Regions from separate parts of the Homo sapiens genome. Here region 2 is linked to region 1. The links are chromatin contacts, found by Hi-C or POLR2A ChIA-PET in ENCODE. All regions are on one chromosome and are shown on one strand. The core of a region is the stretch at or near the end of the contact, and the rest is flanking DNA. Distances in the headings are between cores, read along the strand shown.

Region 1 (7,185 bases), core at 3,320-5,819:
GTCAAGGGCAGAGCTAAGGTGTTAGACCTGAGTGTCTAGAAGGATAGATTTGCCATACCTGAGATGGAGACAGCTGTGGGAGGGACAGCAAAGCCAGCTTCTCTGACTCCAAGTCTAGTGTTCCCTCTTCTTCCCTGTCTGGCATCTCCAAAGGGTCAGATGTGGGGTGGAGGTCAGTGGTCTTCAGTGCTCTTTCCTTCTGGACAGGCCCTCATTATCTCTCCAAGTCACTCGTCTGCAAGCCTGTCTTCATGATTCATCTATTGGAAGATGGTCTATCAACTAATTCATACTAAAGTGAAAATGGTTGATAAGTAGGGAACAGCCTTAGGAGGCCACTGAGTAGTAGGGGACAATCAATCATGGTAATAATAATACCTATAATAATAATAAAATAAAAATACCTAATCCCTATTTGGCACTTACACTTACTATGTGCCACTAACTTTTCTATAATAGGCACTATATGTGTGTATTATGTTATCTAATCCTACCTATAGCCCTGTGAGAAAAATGTTTATCTTTTTTTACAGATGAGGAAACTGAGGCACATACCCAGGATTACAGAGCTAGGATATGGCAGAGTCAGGATTTGAACCTAAGCAGTCTGGCTGAAGAGTCACGGTCTCAGCCACCACAATCTACTATCGGTCTATGCGTCTTACCAATTCTCATAACAACCATGTGAGGACCGCGATTTATCCCCACTTGTAAAGGAGAGAAAATTGAAGATCAGAGAGGGAAGGTGATCTGTGTGATCCAAGGTCACACAGCTGGTGCCTGGGGGCTCAGATAAAATAAAGGAGGCCCAGTTAAATTTACATTTCAGATCAACTGAATAATTCTTAGTGTAAGTGCATCCCACTCAATATTTGGGACATATTTCTACTTTAAAGTTATTTGTTCTTTATTGCAAATTTAACTAGGTATTCTGTTCTTATTCACTGAATCAGAGACCCCTAGGCCTAAAGACCCCTAGGAACCAGTTTGGTCCAGGCCAACTTTCTCAGGCTCTCAGGATAAACCTCTCTCCCCAAACCTCCAAGTCCCAAAAGACAAAGGAGCTGAGGTGTCCCCAGCCTGCTCTTCCCTGGTCCCCCTCAGCCTTGCCACCCCATGTCCCATCTCCTGCAGGTCCTCCTGATGCTGCGGCCATCACGAGGAAATCCCCGGATTAGGCTCCAATAGTGTTTCCCAGAGCCCTGACGTGAGGGGCTGGGCCCCGCTGAGCCAGGCAGCCATGTGGCCCAGAGCACCAGGCTTAAGAGCTTCCAGCCCACAGCTCCTAAGCAGGCCCATACATCACAGGCAGCTGGAAATCGAAACTCATTTCTCAGTTTGATGCACTGGCAGGTTCATTCGCCTGATTCAGGCAAAGTTGCATTCCACGTTGGGTATTTATCAACTACGTACCCACACTCAGACACACACCATGCTTTCCAAATTCATGCCACAGAGTAAAAAAGAGCCAAGTTCCCTGCAGCTGCCTGCAAGCACCTGCGGCATACAAGGCCTGTGCATACAGGGTATAGGCCACACAGACAGGTCTAACAATTACTGTTCTAACCAAAATAGTCATTGCTACCATCTTTTGAGTGGACACTTGCTATATGCCTGATGAAGTTAAGAGTTTTCCAGGCATGAGCTCATTTAATCTACAGCCCAGACCATGAGATAAAGAATGTTATCCCAATTTTGCAGATGAGAAAGCTGAGGCACAGAACGGTTAAATGGCACACTGAAGGTCACACAGCCAGGAAGTTGCTGTTGCGGGATTGAAGCCAAGCCCTTGATTCTAGGTTCAGTAGCTTTCCCTCCCTCCTTGGCCCATATTACGGAAATCGTGGTCTGAGATATCCCCAGGGGTAAGTCCTATGAGCTAATGAGGAACATCAGAGGTCACTGGTCCATCTTTCTGCTTTGGCACGAAATGCTACAGCTCAAAGGGACTTTGCCATTCTGATGGCAAAGTAGAGTCAGGAGCCACCTCCTCATGAGCAGGTCTTGGGGTGGGGCCAATATTTCTGTGTTGGGAGGGAGGAAAGGCCTAAAGAGGACCATGGACCCCAAGCGAGTGACCATTCTGCCTCCGCCTGAGGCATCCCAGGGCTACATACAACAAGTGCCCCAGGAACCTGGGCTCCAGTCTCACGTTCACTGCTGCCTTTCTCTGTGACCCTGGGAAAGCCCTTCCCCTTCTCTGAGTCTCAGTTTCCCCCTGTGTCACAGGTCTTTGACTTGTTTTGTCAGCTCTGGCATTCATGAGTGCCCCTTTCATAACTATGGTCAATCCCTCACCCTCTCCTCGGGTTCTCCCCAATCCCAGGCTTCTCCAGTCCTGCTGAAGAGCCTGGTGTGGTTAAAAGAACAGGGGCTAGGCCCAGGGCTACCTGGAACACACAATCCCCTTTGAGGCCACCAGGTCCAGGACATTTCTGAGACTCAGCTACATTTCAAACCCATTCCTACCCCCAAGATGCAGCCCACATCCTGTTACCCACCTCCAGGATGAATGAGCTGGGCTGTGTAATAGACTCCTTAGAGGAGCCGCCAGCTCCAGTCTCTTACAGGATTCTCTCAAGGCACCTTCCCCTGACTCAGGAGGAGCCAGAGACACCTGCAGGCCTTGTCAGAACCTGTGGGGTACATGTGCTTGGCCGGCTGTGTGAGCAGGTGCAGGGTGTTCTGTGCACCTGTGGTCATGTGTATCCCTGTGCTGTAGGCCTGCATGTGTGCTGTGTGCATGCAGAGAAATATATGCTGTGGATGCATTTTTAAGTAGTCCATCCGTCTTTGCTCGTGAGTCCCCACTCAAGTCACTCAGTGTCCCTAGATCAACCTGGAAACAAGATTTAGACGAGCCACCTGGAGACACACCTGGGAACCCAACACTCCATTCTGAAGGTTCTAGGATTTCTTGCACTCATGTGCACACACAAATACACCCGTACACATGGTTTCCTTCACCCCTTTGTACTGTTTAAATTAATATCTGTCATCCTCCATAGATTATAAGCATCTTGGGGATGGAGCCCAATTCAGTCCACCTTCAATTCTCCACCCCTGAGCCCTACCCAGCACTTAGCACAGGATTCGGAACAAGTGACTTGCTCAATTTTGTTAAAATGTCTTCAGTTTTAAATGCAGGTTTATGTGTGCATATTTGCACTAGGGGTATGGCTACACACATGTGAGTCTCCTTGCCTGCACTGGTGTGTGCCCACATACTCATGTGTTCAAATAAGCAAGCATGCACAGATGTGCACATCAACTAGTGTGACTAGCACACACCTGTGTGCACGTGTCTTTGAGCATATGTTTGTGTGCTGGCATACCCCTGTATGTGTATGAGCCTGACATATGCCTGTCAATGGACACTGGAGTGTCCCTCTGCATAGCCACTGACATGCACAAGTATTACCACTCATTTCATCATTCATTTAGTTATCACTTGACAAATGTTTAATTAACACCTTCTATGCACCCACCACTGTGCTAGCATTCGGTGAATGAAACGAAGTCCCTGCCTCCACACAGCGTACATCCTGGTGGATGCTTGTACACATGGTGGGTGAGCACACGTGTGGCCTAGGTGCTAACATATGTGCACGTGGCAGCATGTGTATATGCACCATGCGGAGTGGAGCTGGCACCCCTTCCTGATCCAGTTAGTAAGAAAGAGCACTCTGTCTTCCCCCTCCGTGGCTGGAACAGCTCACCTCTGGGGGAGGGGACACTAGGTGCCGGGGATCCCCCACCCCAGCCTGGACCTTGCCCCAGCTGTGACAAGGAGTCAGCCAAAGTGACTCCTCCATGCCAAGGGGCATGGAGGACTTTTAAACCAGGCTGGGGGCCGGCCTAAGAGGCCAGCAGGCCTGGCTGGAGAAGAAAGTAGAGGCAAAGGCCCAGGCATTGTTCTCTCATGTATCCTTCAAGATCACCAGCACGAAGTGGCATCAGGCGTAGCCATAGACAAAGACAGCACTCCTCCAGCAAGCTTGACCATATGGAGGAGGGGGTGGGAGGGGACAGGGGCCAGGCCTTCTGGCTTAGGATGAGCCTAGAGAGCAGCAGAAAGAAAACACAGGCAATACAAGGCCTGGCCCCTAACCTTGCCCATGATGACAGCCCCGCCTTGCTGCACAGCCTTGGAGCCTCTGCCCCATCTGAGGTAAGTGGGGCGGGAGGTCTAGGTGACTTTGAGGGCTGCCCTTCAGGCCTTTCCCTGTGATGACTCACGCTACCCCAGGATTTGGGCCACGGAGGGTGGAGTGAGGCCTGAGTCCAGGTTCTGATGGACATGAACACACAGGAGGAATAAGAAACTAGGTCAGAGGGTTCCTGTAGGGGAATGGTATGTGTCCCAGGGCCTGGCCCAAGGTGCAGCGGCTGTCGTGCCTCTGCCCTGCCTTCCACCTGGGGACCCTTCCACTCATGCATTGTGAAAATTTCCCAATTAAAGATGCTCACACCTACTAGTTAGTGGAGAATACAGAATACACAATCAGATCACCCGTCAGGTCCTGGCTCCGTGTGTCCACGTCCAGCCCTCCAGCACGTGGCTCCTCCGTCTCAGCACCACACCCATGAGCTGCCCCAAGTCTGTTTAGCTGTGCAGTATCTAATCCAAGAGGGCAGGGACTGTGTCCACTTGGTTCTCACACTGTCCCCAGTGTCCGGCACACACAGATCTGGCTGACGGGAGGCACTCAATAAACATTTGTTGAGCAAATAAATTAACTGCATGAACATGTTAACAGTGAATATTCAGGGTCGGGAAATTTCAGATCACTTTTATTTATTTCCTTATACTTTTAAGTCATCTCCATGTTTTCTAAAATGAGCATGTGTTGATTTCATAACCAGACACTTCCCCCCTCCCCAACCAAAAAAAAAGCTTCTAAAAACAGAATAAAGCAGAGCTTCTTCTCCTGCTTCAAGGCCCTACTCCCCAGACACCCTCAGTGACAGCCCGTTTGTCCTCTGGGTTTTCTCAGCACTGCCTGTGGGAATAGCCATGTCACCAAGCAAGTTAGGGACCAGCAGCAGGGCTCCCATCCCCCAGACCAGAGGCTCTCACTGCCTCATCTTCTCATGTCCACCGCTGAGTTTTGTTTTAAATGTTTGTTAAATCCCAGCTCTACCATTCACTCGCTTGGTGCTGCTGGGTGAATGACTCAACATCTTAGTGCCTCTGTTTTCTCATCTTTAAAAGGGGAATACTGCTAGTATCTACCCCATGGGGTGGGTGGGAGAACTAAGTGCACATAACGCACTTAGCACCATGTCCGCCTGAGGGTAAGCACTCAATAATTGTCTGTCTGGTTGGTTTCGATTTCTTTTATTAAGTCCTTCTCACAAGCCACAATAAGGGTTCTGCGTCTGTCATCAAGCTTAGTTCCCACAATGCTAGCAAGTCAGGCTTGTGATTGGACCCATATTGCAAAAGAGGAGCCAAAGGCTTAGACAATCAAGTCACTTTCCCCAAAGTCGCACAGCAAGGAGGCCACAGCATTGGGATTTGAATCTAGATCTGTCTGACTCCAGACCAAGTGCTCCTGAAGTTTCAAATTCCATCTATGAGGAGAGGCCAGGGTGGGATAAGTTTGAGCTATAGGACAAGGCTCTGTGTCTTGGAAGGGTAGAGGGACAAGAGAGAAGATGGCCAAGAGAGGTTAAGCCTGGAGCTCCTTCCCTACACCCAGTAGTATACACTGAATACGGAGTGGCCACTGATTTGCCAGGGACAGCAGCTGTGGGGCTGGGAAGAATCCTTGGACTTGACCTCCCTGCTTCCCTCAGCAAGACCAGCATTCAAATCCCAGCATGGGTCATTCATTCCATCCTCCCCTTTACTCATTCATTCATCCATTCATTCACTTCCCTAACAATTATTTGTTGAGTACCTGCTATGTGCTGAATAACATTCTAGGCCCTAGAGATAAGTAGTGAACAAAATAGTGGAGTTTACATTCTAATGCAGGAGACAGGCAGTACGCATCTTAACAAGGCAGCGAACAGGTCAGATGTTGATGGGATCCCTTCATTGATGGAGAAGGTAAGGGGAGAGGAAGTGCCAGCGCTGGCACTCTGTTTCCTATCAGTGGTCAGGAAGGACCTTGCTGAGCAAAGATCTGTAGGAAGTGGAGGAGTAAGCCATGGGCACCACTAGACAAGAGGGTGGTGGGCAGAGGGAGCTGTATCCACTATGCTCCTCGTCTACCCATCCATCACTGTTCTGCCATCCTGTCGTCCTCTACTAACTATTAGAGGTTATAATCTCTCATTTTCACTACACCCCTCTGATACAGGCATCATTAGGATTCACCTTTCAAACATTAAAAACAGAGGCTCAGCAAAGCCCTGTGACTCTCCCACGGGCTGGGGGAGGTAGGCAGCCCAGGTCCCTCCAGGACACCTCCCCTCCCCGGCTCTGTCCTGCTTGCTGCCCAGAAAGGCTGTGATTCAGTGACCTGCACTAAGGGGATGGAGCAGGACTTGGGGGGGCCGTAGAGCTGCAGTTCAGGGAAGATTCTGGAGCCAGACTTCCTGGGTTCACATTCAGCTCCACTAAGTTCCTGCTGCATGGTCTAGCTCTCTGTCTCCATTCCCTCCTCTGATAAATGAGGATGATCACAGAACTACTTCTACAGTTGCTGTAAGGAGTAAGTAACTTACATAAAGAGTTTACGACAGAGCCTGGTAAGTGCGATGTGAGTGTCAGCAGTTCTGTGACTGGCTGGGGTCGGGCAGGGGAGCTCTGAGACCAGCTACCCAGGGATTTGGGAGCTGGACAATGCCAAGGTCCTGCGTCAGCCCAGGGCTCTGGCTCACACTGGGCCCTCTGTCTCAGAGACTCTGATCCTTGCCTGTCCTTGGCTGACCAGAGGGGAGGTGCCAGGCGTGGGATGGGGGTACGTTCCTGAGGGCTGAGGTCTGGAGTGGGAAGGGGAGGGGCAGAGAAGGCAGAGTGGGACAGCAGGGACTCCTCTCTAACAGAAGCCCAGTGCTGTCCAGAGGTCAGGAAAGGTGGAGCCACTCCCAGCCCCAGGGAATGAATCATGATTGGTCTAAGCCAATCCCAGTAACCCCAATGACTATGCTTTGTTCGGGGAGAGAGGGCAGGTGGTGCAATTTTGGCCAGCAAAACAAAAGAAAATGTCTGCTGGGGGACTTCTGGGAAAA
Region 2 (7,185 bases), core at 3,338-5,837, 100 kb after region 1:
GTGCTTGCCCAGGGTGGGGTCGCCCCGCGTGTTGTTCTGGATCCAGCGGGCCACGTGGCTGTCCAGCGGGATGCCCAGGAACCCGTAGATCTCCTCGGTCTTCTTCATAGGGTTCCGAGCCAGGTCCTCGTAGCGCACCAACATGTACTTGCCCTTGAGCCACGGGGGCCGCATGAGGCCGGTGGACACGGAGTTGGAGAAGTCCTCGCACACCGTGGTCAGCTGCGTCACGTCCAGGTTGTAGGGTTTCCTCCCGGTGCCGTACCAGAGCCGCCAGAGCCGGTACGTGTCGCGGAAGGTCTCGCTGCGCGAAGCCAGAATGCCGCGGGGGTCTCGGACCAGCTGGATGACCTTGAGGTTTAATCGCGGGTCTTCCACCAGGGCGCGCAGGTCGTTCACCTCGGGCACGCGCACCGTCTTGATGGCCACGTGGCTGCGCTCGCGGCACGCCTCGGCCGCCACGGTCAGGTTGAGTAGCCCGCACTTGCGCACACAGTCCCCCTCCTCCAGGACCAGGTCGGCTGGCCCCGGAGGGTCGCACACAGGCCGGGAGCAGAGGACCCGGCTGGCCCCGCGGCGGAAGATCCTGTCGGTGGTGTGGTTGACCGGCGGCGGCTTGATGTAGTTCTCCAGGAAGTAGAGGTCGCAGTCGTAGAGGCTCCGCAGGAGGTCGCGGCTGGCGCCTAGCATGACCCGCCGGTCGGCCGGGCTCTTGCCCTGGGTGAAGCGGGGGATGAGCGTGTTCTGGACGTGGTAGAGGGGCTCAAACAGGTAGAAGACGTCCAGGTGCTGGTTGAAGAGCTGGCCCACGAAGGAGGAGCCACTGCGCGTGGTGGCCAGGATGAGGATGTGGGTCTTGCGGGAGAGGTTGTAGGCGAAGGTGGGGCTCTCCTCGCACAGTCGCTCGGCCAGCCCGGCCTCTGCCAGCCCGGGGCAGGTGTGAAAGGACTTGGCGGTGAAGGTGCGGATGGCCGTGTACTGGATGGCAATGGAGGCCAGGGCAAGGAGGAGGACGGCCTTCCAGGAACATTGCATGGCTGGGCACCTTCATGGGGCTGCTTCTCCAAGGGGTGAGGTCTGTGGGCAAAGGCGGCCAGCGGTCAGGTGCCTCCACGGCGGGGGCACTGGCTTGTCCCTTGGAAGAGCCGGTCTCCAAGGGGCCCAGGGAAAGGCCCGGCTCCTGTCCAGTGCTCACCACACACCCTGAAGACCTAAGCAGCTTCTACACTAGACTACCGTTCTCTGGGGGACTCCTGGGAGCTTTGGGGAGCTGAACAAACATTCCTTGCACCCCAGGATTTAACCTGCGGACAGCTGCGGAAGCCTCTTATCCTGAGCTCTGAGTTCCTTAGAGGGGCCTCACGGGGCAAGAGCCTGACTCCCCCTACTCCCACACTGAGGAAATGACGAGGGCCTGCCTCAAACACTGCCCCTCCTCACTGCCAGCGTCTCCCACCCCCACGAGCTGGCGCCCAGTTCTCCAGGTGGTCCTCTTTCCTCTGTCCTCTGCCCATCCCTAGGGGAAAGAAGAGTCCCTATCAGATGCCTCCATCTGACCCCAATCCCCTGAGCATGAAGGACCCCTGCAGACCATGGTCGGTGAGCTGCCAGCACGGCCAGGCAAGGTGGACAACTGTGTCAAGCCCCTTCCAACTCATGGATGCAGGTGACCACTTACTCCAGATGTAGACTTCTGGGGCTTGTGGAGTCTCTAAGAGTCTCTGGAGCAGAGACAGATGTCCAGGGTCTGCTGAGAGGCAACCCTTCCCAGCACCCAGGGTCTGTTCCTGGTCTCTAGGGACAAGGGTCCAGGCCATGGAGGTGACATAATCCCCACTGACACAGAGTGAACTGGCCTGCAAAGAAGATCTTAGGGAGTCAGGGGCCTCCCCTCTTACCTCCTGTGTCCCCTCTGCCCACAGAAGGGGGACTGGGGAGGGACCATGGAGAAGCAGAAAGAGCGAATGGGGCCGCTGAGAGTCCGGGGCCAGGAGCCCACCTGAGCATCCTGTAGGCACCCTCTCTGGAGGCTGGCTCAGCTACCAGACCTGAGTGGGGGCTGGGGCTGCTCCTGGGGAGAACACAGGAGGGTTCAACCACTTACCAAAGAGGGACTGCTCCAAGCTGGGGAGTCCACAGCCACCAGCGTCTCCAGGCCCAGCTGGCAGTCCCAGCCAGTGCGGCAGCCCTGTGGCCAGCAGACTGCAAAAGACAGGGAGGGGAAGGGCTCAGAAGGTGGAGCTGGGGTCTCAGTGCCCCCTCCCCACTCCTTCCCTTCTGTGTCCTGTGCCTCACAGTCTGCCCCGAGGGCCAGGCAATAAGGGCTCTGCCTGCTCTCCAGATCCATCCCTGACTCAGCGCCCCAACCAACCCAGTGCCATCTCTGATCCCCTGAGTGTGGCCCTCTGAGTCCTGGACTGTATCCCACTCCTGTCACCTTCCTCGCCCACCCCACCACATTCTTCTAATAAACCGCAGTCCCTCTGCTCACACCAGAACCCAGCAGGCAGGGAGACTGGCAGGGTTCTGCAATTTAAATCCATGAAATAATCCTAACCCTTTAAAATTCAACTTGTGCAGCGATTCCCCAGGAAGTGGGTTAGCAGAAGTCAGCAAGGGCAGGGGGGCTTACCCCGGCCTCCAGGTCGAAAGGGCGCCTCCGGGAATGCAGCTGGGGAGAAAGTCTTCTTCCAACCACACCGAAGTGACACCAGCTACCTGAAACTCAAAGCGAAAGTGGACCAGGGAGCATTCCTGACCTCGATGCACCTCATAGAGTCTGAATTAAAACACCAAGATCGCCACATTATCTCAGTTGACAGTTTTGCGCCAAGCCCCTTCCCTGCATCAGCTCGTGTCCTTCTAGCAAGAACCAGATGTGGAAGCCAATATCTGCCCACTTCACAGGCGAGAAAGCCAAGGCACAGAGGTAGAGGAACCGGCCTGAGCTCACAGGCCTGCTTTAACCCCCATCTGGTAGGTTCCCCAGAGTCCAGCTCTTTCCCTCTAAGGAGATTTGGCTTCCTGTTCCTCCAGCTTAAACATATTTGGCCTGCAAACATGCATGCCATTACTGGCCCCAGCCCATTTGTGAATCAGCATGACGGGGACTGGGCAGGCAGATGCTTCTGAGACTTAGAGCATGTTCCTCCCCTTTGCTGTCTGGTCCTGTGGATCTGTTGGTTCACAGCTGATAGGGTGAACTCACGTGCTTTGTGAAGATTCTTCCCACACCCCACTATTTGACGTGACTCCTTTGGGAGCGGGTGAGTGGATCCTCTTTTCCCAAACCTGCAGTTCTGCCTGGCTCAGCTCACCCAACTTCTAGCACTGTGTTATTCCCTATAAGCACTCTCGGAGGTCAGGGTCCTCACTCCCACTGTTCAGATGGAGAAATCAAGTCGTGTTTTAAATATGAAATTTCACTTCTTTAGGAATCAGTACCAGATCACCAAGTAGCAGTCAAGAGGGAAAGGGGCAGTTTAGAGTCTTAGGAACTTCTCAACGTGATCAGAGAAAAACCACAATCCCAACCACACTGCATCCCACCCCGACCTCATCCCATAGTGGCAGAGGATGCTGGCCTCCATCATGGGGCTGGGCCAGGTATCCAGGGAGAAAGGCCCCTCTACTTTAAACCTGACCCCTGCAAGTGCAGGCCTGCTCTGCCCCAGTGCCCCATGGTGAATGTGAATGGCTTTCAAGAAACAGACAGGGAATGTCATCAATAATAGTGCCAGGTCATATTTTTAAGTCATTTAGGAGTCTGTTCTTTGGCTGCAGCATCATTTCATTTGGATACGCTTCCTTTGTATTTATTCACAGACATCTATCAGAACTCCTGTATGTGCCAGGCACTGTTCTAGATGCTATGGGTCAAATAACACCAAGGAAGGCAAGCACTTGCTGGGCATTCACAATGTTCCTCCCAGGCACATGCTTCTTTCACAGCCATCAGCTCATCGCACCCTCATGCCAGCTCTATGAAGTTGATACTGTCACAACCCCGTTTTACAGATAAGGAAGCTGAGGCCCTTCAAGGTTAGATAACTTCCCCAAGCTCACACCCATAATAAGGAGCCAGGATTCCAGCCCAGGCAACGTGCTAGGAAGTCCACGTTCAAATCCTTTTCCCTAATTCCACTCATATTACACCCTCCTTGGTCCTCATCAAGACAGGAAACAGAATCCTTAAGGAGTCTTCACTTAATTCTGGGGTTCCAATTCCAAAAGCAGAACTCACCCTAGGGTTTTATTTAAAGAGAAACATCTTGCCATCTTGCTGGGGAGGGGGCCGTTTAAGTTTCTTCCCCCAACTCTTCATCCACCCAGAGAAACTTAAGGCCAGGACTGGAAGCTGCTGCTTTGCTAATAAATCAGAAGTCACTGAAGCAGCTGGATGTTATAAATCCCTAAGACAGCGAGACTCGGCCTCACAAGGTGTGGCCTGGACACCGAGGAGGGGCATGTGTTTGAAGGCCCAGCCACAGGCCATTCCCTTGTACCCCCGGGGAGGGCAAAGCCAGGGAATGGGAACGGGAAGATGGGGGAAGTCCAGCCCTCCTGGAAATGTCCCCGCTCTCCCAGCCTGGCAGAGCTGGGCCTGGGGCTGGCCAAGTGTCCTTGGTATGCTAAAGGCATCTGCCCTGGAAACCAGAGGCCCTGGGGCCAGGTCCTGTTGTTCCCAAGGAAGCCTTAGCCACTACAAAAGACTCCTCAATGCCCTCATCCTCCAAGCCAGACTGTGGCCCCCAGAGCCCATCCCTAGGCTTCTAGCAACCTCTGGCCTGGCCTCCCTCTACCTCTGCTTAGTAAAAATCCAAGCAAACCTTGGACACAGGAGACCACGATCTATCATTTCTGTTAGAAAGCAGGCAAGTTGGTGAGCTTTCACTCCCAGGAGAAAGCTCAGATTTCATTATCAGTGAACTTGAGATGAGGGCACAGACTGGGAGCAGTGAACAGCTCTATATTGGAAAACTGTAATTCACAGAGCTCACCCCCTGAACCATGCCTACCTGGATCTGTCACTCAGCAGGTGTGTGGGCGTGGGTGATTCACCAGCTGTCCCTGAGCCTCAGTTTCCCCATCCATAAAGTGGTCATAGCTACAGTAGTGCTGGTAAGAATTGAAGGTCTTAAAGCATTTAGTCAATGCCAGGCATATAGACCCAACCCAGCCTCTGACACCAGCCCTGCTGATCCCAGCTCAGCCACTTACTGGCTGAGAGATCTTGGCTAGCTTTCTTCACCTCTCTGGGCCTCTATGTTCGCATATGCAAAAATGGGGATAATTATAACAAGGCTGTTGTGAGGACTAATTAGTGAGTACAGTGCCTGGTGCAGCGTAAGCACTCACTAAATGTCAATTAATATCATCATCACCAAATGTCTGGTTTGCTTTTTGTCTCAGGAAAGGGCCTAGAACAAATCATCCTGCAGCCCACGGGGTCTGGCTCTGCCCACCGCCCCTTCTTCCTGCAGCTCCTCTCCCGGCCTGGGAACTTCTTCCTGCTGAGCCACCGCAGTGGCTTTCCTGCTGCCCTCTAGTGACCACATCCTGCGGTGCAGCCTCGTAGTCCCGTCATCGCTGCTGTATTCAGAATTCTGGGGCTGTTGGCTACAACCTGATGTGAGGATGCAGCCAGCGGGAGGTGATGTTGCAAGATGCAGTGAGGTGTGAGGATGGCACGCCCACCCGGGCTGCGGCCTCTGCTCCGTGCACCCCCACCCTAGCCGCACCGGGAGAGCCCAGCTGCAACAGGCAGCCTCGCCTTCTCCCAGGGCCTCTCCCGCTCATCTCATGGTGCTCTGGCAGGGAAGGAGCACAGACCTGAATGTCACAGGCAGGACTGGCCCACATGGCCTCCGGATGGGTGACCTTGGACTCACCCCCTGGCCTCTCTGTGCCTCAGTTACACCATAGATCCAGTGATGACTGAAGGGCCTCCCAGTTCTAACCCTGGTGTTCTCTATAATCCCAGGAAGGCCCCAGACTTCATTCTCAGGGACAGTTGGGGCCACCCACACAGCAGACAGGGGGACCCTCCATTGGGAGTGGGAAAAACCCAGTCATCTTCCAGGAGGATTCTAGGGCTGGGCATTTCTGTCCCCCACCTCGGCCTGATCTGTGGCAGCGCCAGGGGGTGGCGGCCCTAGAACCTAGCGGTGCTGCCTTCTGCCAAGTTAGCCCCCACCTCTTGCTGTACAGAAATCCCATGAAACCCAGGGCTGAGGCCTTGTTTCACCTTTTCTGGGCCACAGACCTTTCGAACCACAATCCCTCCCCTTAGAAATGCCATTAGTGCCCACAATTTTACACACACAATTGAGAAGTTTCCCGAACCTCTGAAAGCCCAAGCTTGGGCACCCCACTCTTTCCTAGAAGCTTAACCCCTTCATTATTAACATGTCCAGGGAATTGTCTTTCCAACCGACTATATCAGAGAAGCCTCCTCAGACATGAACGTACTGATAGAAACAGTCACCCAGCATATATAAGTTTCAAAAGCTAGAGCCAGAAAACATGTGTGTAATAGTACACCACCTTTTCAGATTTGTTTAAGGAGGTGGACATGTATATTTGTATATATGCATAAACAATCACTGAAAGAGCTTGCTCTGAGCTAGTAACGGGAGATGTCCCAGAGGGAGGGGGCCTCGAGGAGACTAGGGTGGGAGGAGACACCGTTTACACTGAGCTTTTTGATTCAGTTTGAGTTTATTAATTTTGGGGGACACAGTGAAGCCACTCCATGTAGGAAGTAGAGGGGTGATTGATGACAGGGTGCGGTACTGAAAATCAGCCCTGGCATCTCACTGTGCCTCCCACCCTCCCCCCCCAGGCACTGCCAGCCAGCTCTCCCCACCCCCATTTCCAAGGCACCAGGGTCAAAGGCACTGCTTTTCCGCCAGAAATGGGCTTTGTCTGCTCAGGTGGGCCACTAAGGACAGTAGGCAGCTGGGGACTGCTGAGATACAGGGACGGAGCTGAAATAAAGCTGGATTTCAGAGGGGGCCTGTGGCTATGGGAGCAGCTGAGCCCTGGGATGGGGAAATGACTCTTCTCCCAGACATTTCTCCCTAAAAAACTACTGTGAAGCCCTGGGGGATGAAGAAGCAGCACAGTGAGGGCAGGGCAAGAACCTGAACATCGTCTTTCCGGACAAACTCAGGAGCCATGATG

The links. Hi-C counts contacts between places; a loop is a spot of excess contacts on that map. ChIA-PET counts read pairs that join two places held with the same protein, here RNA polymerase II (POLR2A). Pooled maps may share reads with other maps.
Region 2: a loop to region 1 is called in a map of K562, with 2.2 times the contacts of the local background. The contact joins two enhancer-like sites. A Hi-C loop is called at or near these places in 8 of 168 maps with a recorded cell type or tissue (K562, dorsolateral prefrontal cortex, heart left ventricle and 4 more) and 1 of 50 pooled maps. POLR2A ChIA-PET finds 5 or more read pairs at or near these places in 1 of 52 experiments (MCF 10A).

The regions. Positions count from the first base shown.
Region 1 is chr11:45,550,167-45,557,351 of GRCh38, forward strand. No RefSeq gene overlaps it. Among named protein-coding and RNA genes, the nearest start is that of CHST1, 110 kb to the right of the region's middle. Within about 2 kb of position 4,570, at least 2 of the 41 ENCODE cell types and tissues checked have a DNase peak (open chromatin) inside an H3K27ac peak, as active enhancers do.
Region 2 is chr11:45,649,889-45,657,073 of GRCh38, forward strand. CHST1 (carbohydrate sulfotransferase 1) reads right to left here. Exons shown (of 4, transcript NM_003654.6): 2 at 2,633-2,718; 3 at 2,105-2,202; 4 at 1-1,077. The coding sequence starts at 1,035. It overlaps LOC124902666 (a long non-coding RNA gene), which reads left to right and starts at 1,424. Exons shown (of 2, transcript XR_007062662.1): 1 at 1,424-1,666; 2 at 2,581-2,809. Within about 2 kb of position 4,588, at least 3 of the 41 ENCODE cell types and tissues checked have a DNase peak (open chromatin) inside an H3K27ac peak, as active enhancers do.